Linked DNA regions of Homo sapiens: region 1 is linked to region 2. The links are chromatin loops, found by intact Hi-C in ENCODE. Cell type or tissue: gastrocnemius medialis. All regions are shown on one strand. Links, peaks and the distances in the headings refer to the core of each region. The heading gives the core; the rest is flanking DNA. Region 1 overlaps TIAM2 (TIAM Rac1 associated GEF 2). Region 2 overlaps TIAM2 (TIAM Rac1 associated GEF 2).

Region 1 (2,819 bases), core at 167-2,666, 49 kb after region 2:
GTGGTTGGACTACCAGGGGTTGCTGTGGGGAAGGAGGAAGCACTTGCTGGTAGGGTTCAGACTGCTCTGGGTTTTATGAAATGTGGGCTTCAGTTTAAATATTTACTTAAATACAGTTTTAAAATCATAAAGAGGACGGATTGCGTTTGGACAATTGGCAACTGGTGAAGAGAACAATGAGAACAAGGCTTTGAGGAAAATACGAGGATACTGTGGTGTATTTCTGGATGTGTACAGGGGGAAGCAGTTTGAGGAACAAACCACTGGAGTGTAGCATATTTGTGAGGGGATTTGAGGGAGATAAAGTCAGATTGTGGAGGTGGTGGGTGAAGATGTGAACTTTATTCAATAGGCAATAGGGAGATGGTGAAAGTGTTATTTTTTATTTTTTATTTTTTAAGGCAGGCAATAGGGAGATGGTGAAAGTGTTATTTTTTATTTTTTAAGGCAGAGTCTTGCTGTGTTGCCCAGGCTGGAGTGCAGTGGCATGGTCTTGGCTCACTGCAACCTCTGCCTCCTGAGTTCAAGTGATTCTCGTCCCTCAGCCTCCCAGGCAGCTGCGATTACAGGCATGTGCCACTACGTCCTGGTAATTTTTGTATTTTAGTAGAGATGGGATTGGCCATGCTGGTCTCAAACTCCTGACCTCAACTGATCCGCCTGCCTCAGCCTCCCAAAGTGCTGGGATTACAGGTGTGAGCCAGTGTGCCCAGCTGGAAGTGTTTTTATTTTCTATTTTTTTGAAACGGAGTCTTTCTCTGTCGCCCAGGCTGGAATGCAGTGGTGTGATCTCGGCTCACTGTAGCCTCTGCCTCCAGGGTTCCAGTGATTCTCCTGCCTTAGCCTCCTGGGTAGCTGGGATTACAGGCGTACGCCACCACACCCGGCAAATTTTTGTATTTTTTGTAGAGACGGGGTTTTGCCATGTTGGCCAGGCTGGTCTCGAACTCCTGACTTCAGGCAATCTGCCCGCCTTGGCCTCCCAAAGTGTTGGGATTACAGGCATGAGCCACCGCTCCCAGCCTGGAAATGTTTTTGTTAGGAGAATAAGAATGTTTGGTTTAGTTAAATGAGCGTTTGTTCGGTGCATACTCTGGGTCAGGCAAATGTGCACAGACTGGAGACTCAAAGAAGTCACTGTCTCTGCCCTCAGTGACAGTGGCACTGCTAGAGAGAGTGCTAGAGCCTTCAGTGACAGTGGCACCTGCTAGAGAGAGGTGACAGACAGTTGAGCTCTCAGTCTAGCAGGTGACAGACAGTTGAGCATACAATTTCAACATAACACAGTGATTCAGTGCACGTGGCATTCCAGTGCTGTGGAAGACAGAAATGGGAAATATAGCCTCATGTGCAGTCATGGAAGACCCTGGAGGAGGGAGGCCAAGTTGCTTCTTGAAAAATGAGGAGTTTACCGGGAGAATAGAGAGGGGTCTTCCAGGCCAAGGCACAGTGGGAGCAAATGCAGTGTGGTTTTAGGTAGGTGGTGAGAGGTAGACAGGGGAAGTAGGACTGTCTGTCACTCTCTCCTCCCGGTACCACTGCAGAAGCCTCCGGTTTCGCCCTTCGTCTGATGCATCTTCCATACAACAGCCAGACTGGGTTGCATCGGAAAAGCACATCTGGGTCAGGTGCAGTGGCTCATGCCTGTAATCCCAGCATTTTGGGAGGCCAAGGTGGGCGGATCACTTGAGGTCAGGAGTTCAAGACTAGCCTGGCCAATGTGGTGAAACCCCGTCTCTACTAAAAATACAAAAATAATTAGCCAGGTGTCGTGGCGCATACCTGTAATCCCAGCTACTCGGGAGGCTGAGGCAGGAGAATCGCTTGAACCCAGGAAGCAGAGGTTTCCATGAGCTGAGATCACACCATTGCACTCCAGCCTGGGCAACAGAGTGATATGTCTCAAAATAAATAAATAAATAAATAAAGTAAAAAAATAAAAAGCACATGTGATCCTGTGATTGCCAGATAAAGTCCCTGATAACCTCTCCCCACCTTGACCTTTATCTGCAACTCCCTGAGCCCACCCTTCTGCTCCTTTCTTTGGGTTTTTCCTCAGGCAGAGAGGACTCCTGTGCTGTGCACAAATGTGCCCTGCTCCCCTCCGCCCTCTTCATCTGGCTCACCCCTTCTCGACTGTCATGAAGGGTTTAGGGGTCGCTTCCTCCAAGGCGCTGTCCTTGATCGCCCTTTTGCCCACTCCATCAGGGAGCCCCACTCTCCTCCCACAGTTCTCCATGTCTGTGCCACTGCTGTCATCCATGGCTTTGTCATGATTTCTTCGTGTGTAAGGTTGCTCCTGCTATAAAATACGTGCTCCTGGAGGAACCGTGTCTGTTTTTTTATCTCTGAACCCTCGATGCCTTGCTTGAGTTAGTGAATGTGTGGAAGCACCTCTGTCTCGTCTGTCCAGGGATGCTGTCCTCTGTACTGCAGGAAACAGAGATCTTCTCTGAGTCAGCCACCACCCCACTTCCCAGTGTTCCAGGCCTTCCTGCTTCACCCCCGTCTAACAGAACGCCTCCTTTTGCCCTGCCTTGTTCTCATGCTCCCCTTCCTTGTTTTATCAGAGCCTCTGCCTTAGGCCACTATCATATGTGATTTCACAATAACTCTGCAAGGTAAAGATGTAGATATAGCACCCGTTTGTTGGATGAGTAAATAGACCCTTAGGAGAAGTATATTTCTTTTCTTTTTCTTTCTTTTTTTTTTTTAGAATTAAAAATTTTTTTAAAAAATAGAGACGAGGTCTCGCTATGTTGCCCAGGTTGGTCTCGAACTCCTGGGTGCAAGCGATCCTCCTGTCTCGGCCTCTCAAA
Region 2 (2,819 bases), core at 104-2,603:
CCTGGGTTCAGGCAATTCTCCTGTCTCAGCCTCCTGAGTAGCTGGGATTACAGGCGTGTATCACCACACCTGGCTAATTTTTGTAGTTTTAGTAGAGACAGGGTTTCACCATATTGGTCAGGCTGGTTCCGAACTCCTGACCTCAGGTGATCTACCCTCCTCGGCCTCCCAACGTGCTGGGATTATAGGCGTAAGTCACCATGCCCAGCCTTTTTGGGGTATTTTTAAAATGTAAGGTCTTTCATCAAAGGATATAGCAAGACCCCAAAACACTCTGAACCTCTGCTGTATATAACTTTTATTTAAGATAATTTAATGGTTCATTTTTAATAAAAAAGCACCACGTTGGGGTAACAAGGACTTCCAATGTACAAGACTGTAGTTCAGCCAACTTAAAAATGAAAGAACTCTAGCAAGGAACACAAGTAAGTTTATACCCGATATTTTGCAAATCATGATATTATTTTTAAGGGCCTCTCTTGAGGCAGGGTTTTTATGATCATAACATTCCAGCTGTGGTTTTGGAGGCAGAATGTTTACTACTGCTCTAAATGCAAGGATGGTAGGTGTGTATTCTTACTGCTAAAGGGCTTAAAAAAGAAGCTGAGGCTCCCTTCAAGTGAGTAAACCTTTATTCGGCTGACTTGGGAGCCGTGTTCCTATGGAACTTCGGTGGTAATTATGGAATGCAGGCCCAACAACAGCCCAGTCATGGGCGAGCCTGGCCTCTCCGAGGCATGATGGCAGGCTGTCCCGGCTAATGGCTTCAGGCAGCCCATGGAAAACCACTTTCTGGTTAAGTCTGCATCATACTGTTCCACCAATGGAAAAAATTGAACATGATGAGGGTGTGTAGCTAGCAGACAAAAATATATCCAGCATTGCACAGGATCTGTTTTTAGCTCTCAACGGCTGAGCATTTGAAGTGTTAGACACTGTTTCCTGGCTTACCATGAGCAGAAGGAAGAGTGAGTTTGTGGATGTGTATATAGACTCTAGCTTTGTGAAACTTTTCTTATTAACGAACAGACCCCGAGAAATACTGGCTACATCCAAAGTTCTGGCAAAGGTAAGGTTATAAATGTTTACTTCCCCTCTTCTGGAGTTGAGACGTAATTTTACATGTGAGATAAAAATGTTTCTCAAAATGCTCCCACCGGCAATATATAAGTGCTGACTTATTTTTGTCTGACATTATTTTGTACTTAGGCAGCACACGTTGCTGTGCATAAGGGAATTGTTGCCTTTAAATTGGAGTGTCTGTGTGCTTTCAAACACCTATTGGTGATTTATTGCAGTTGCCTGCGCCGTTTTACTAATTAACTCTCCAAAATTTGTACGTATTGTATGGATTTATTTTTCCTGATGGTCTCAAGAAAGTACCACTTCTCAGTGTGATCATGTTAAAGCATTGATGACTATTACTTTACCAGTTAATTTTTTCAGAGTAGAAAGGGAAATTAAGATGTGGCAGAGATTGTATTTTGCAGTTTTTGGGTTATTATATCATCTCATCAGGGCTTAATTTTTAGCTGAGTGGGCTATTTGGCTTAAGAGTTTCTTTTCAAACTTGTAATTTGACTTTCGCTGTTTAGTATCGTTTGTCTTTTTGTCTTAAACTTTATGAAAAAGAAATGGAATCCCTTGTAATCTTGGGAGGGGGGTACTTGTTTAAGAGGAGTGATTGATTCATATTCTAGTCCATTAGAGGCTGCTCATTCATTAGGGTATTTGAAACACCAGAAGCACAAGTACTGCTGAACGTCTGGTGTGTGCTCATCAGCAGGGGCCGAGGAGCCCTGGCTTTGGTGTAGTTCTTCCTTGGCTTTACATTAATTTGGCCAAGCATGTAATTCGCAGAAAATTGGTAGGTGGAGAGACAGAAATAGGGAGCTTTATTGAAGTCATTGTAACTTACAGGATTATTTATAGAATTTCTGGAAAGTAAGGGTACGGGTGAACAGCTGCTGGAGTTTTTCCTAACAGGTTTAAACATTTTGTTGTGGCCTTTTGTCACACTTAGGGATTCTAAAATTTTATACTTTCAGCATTATGAGGTTATGAATTATTTTCAGGCAGGCTACGTGGGTTCGTTTTCAGCTGTGCTGGGTCAGGGCTGTCATCTCCATCGGTGTATTGGGCATCCCCCATGTGTTCACTTCCTTTACAGACACGTCTTTAGGGATGGAGGAATGTGAGTGTGGTTCAGGCAGGTTACAGTTCATAGAAAGATTGGTCATATTTTATTGATGACTTTTCCTTTTCATCTAAAAAATGCGGCTCTGACAGAGCCAGCAAGCACTGAGAGCAGGAACAGTGCACTGACCGCCGCCTTCTCCGGTCACATTAACACTTGTCACCTACTTTGATTTTTGCCAGAGCTTGTGGACAGAAAGTGAAGTCCATTGAAGAACTTAATGACTCAAATTCATACTGACCAGACCGTAAATAGTGTTTTGAATGCAAATAGATAACACCTTTTTTCAATACTTTAGTGCAGAGGGAGTGACTTTCCAAAGCCCTCTCATTAGATCAGGCCTGCAGGAAGGATGCCTGGAAGTGCGAGATAAGCGTTAGGCTCCTTGTGAAGAGATTAGTTTTCCAGTGGGTAAGTGGGTCCTTCACTTACCCATTAAGTAAAACAGATGATTCTGTCTTGGTGGTCTGAGATTGTGTTTGAGCAGAGCCATGCTTTCTTTTGCAAAATTAGTTAAGGGTCTTTGCAGCTTCTTCCCACCAGAAGTATTGAATAAAAAACCACAAAGCGTAAATATCTGATGGGGCACTTTACTATATGTGTATGTGCCTCTAGGTTTGAC

Evidence for each region. A loop is a pair of places that touch in the nucleus more often than their neighbours do. Peaks named below come from ENCODE experiments on the same cell type or tissue, not always from the same donor. Only the 100,000 strongest peaks of a DNase experiment are listed, where the experiment ranks them.
Region 1: a loop joins it to region 2, with 2.2 times the contacts of the local background. A loop is called at or near these places in 4 of 110 quality-filtered maps.

What each region holds. Positions count from the first base shown.
Region 1 is chr6:155,154,751-155,157,569 of GRCh38, forward strand. The region is part of intron 7 of TIAM2 (TIAM Rac1 associated GEF 2); the gene reads left to right. Among named protein-coding and RNA genes, the nearest start is that of CLDN20, 110 kb to the right of the region's middle. In gastrocnemius medialis, for the core only: no CTCF peak of the experiment used is centred there; a DNase peak (open chromatin) is centred at 1,211; H3K27ac peaks cover 2,163 bases.
Region 2 is chr6:155,106,095-155,108,913 of GRCh38, forward strand. All of the region lies in intron 2 of TIAM2 (TIAM Rac1 associated GEF 2), which reads left to right. Among named protein-coding and RNA genes, the nearest start is that of TIAM2, 110 kb to the left of the region's middle. In gastrocnemius medialis, for the core only: no CTCF peak of the experiment used is centred there; no DNase peak of the experiment used is centred there; H3K4me3 peaks cover 1,470 bases; H3K27ac peaks cover 976 bases.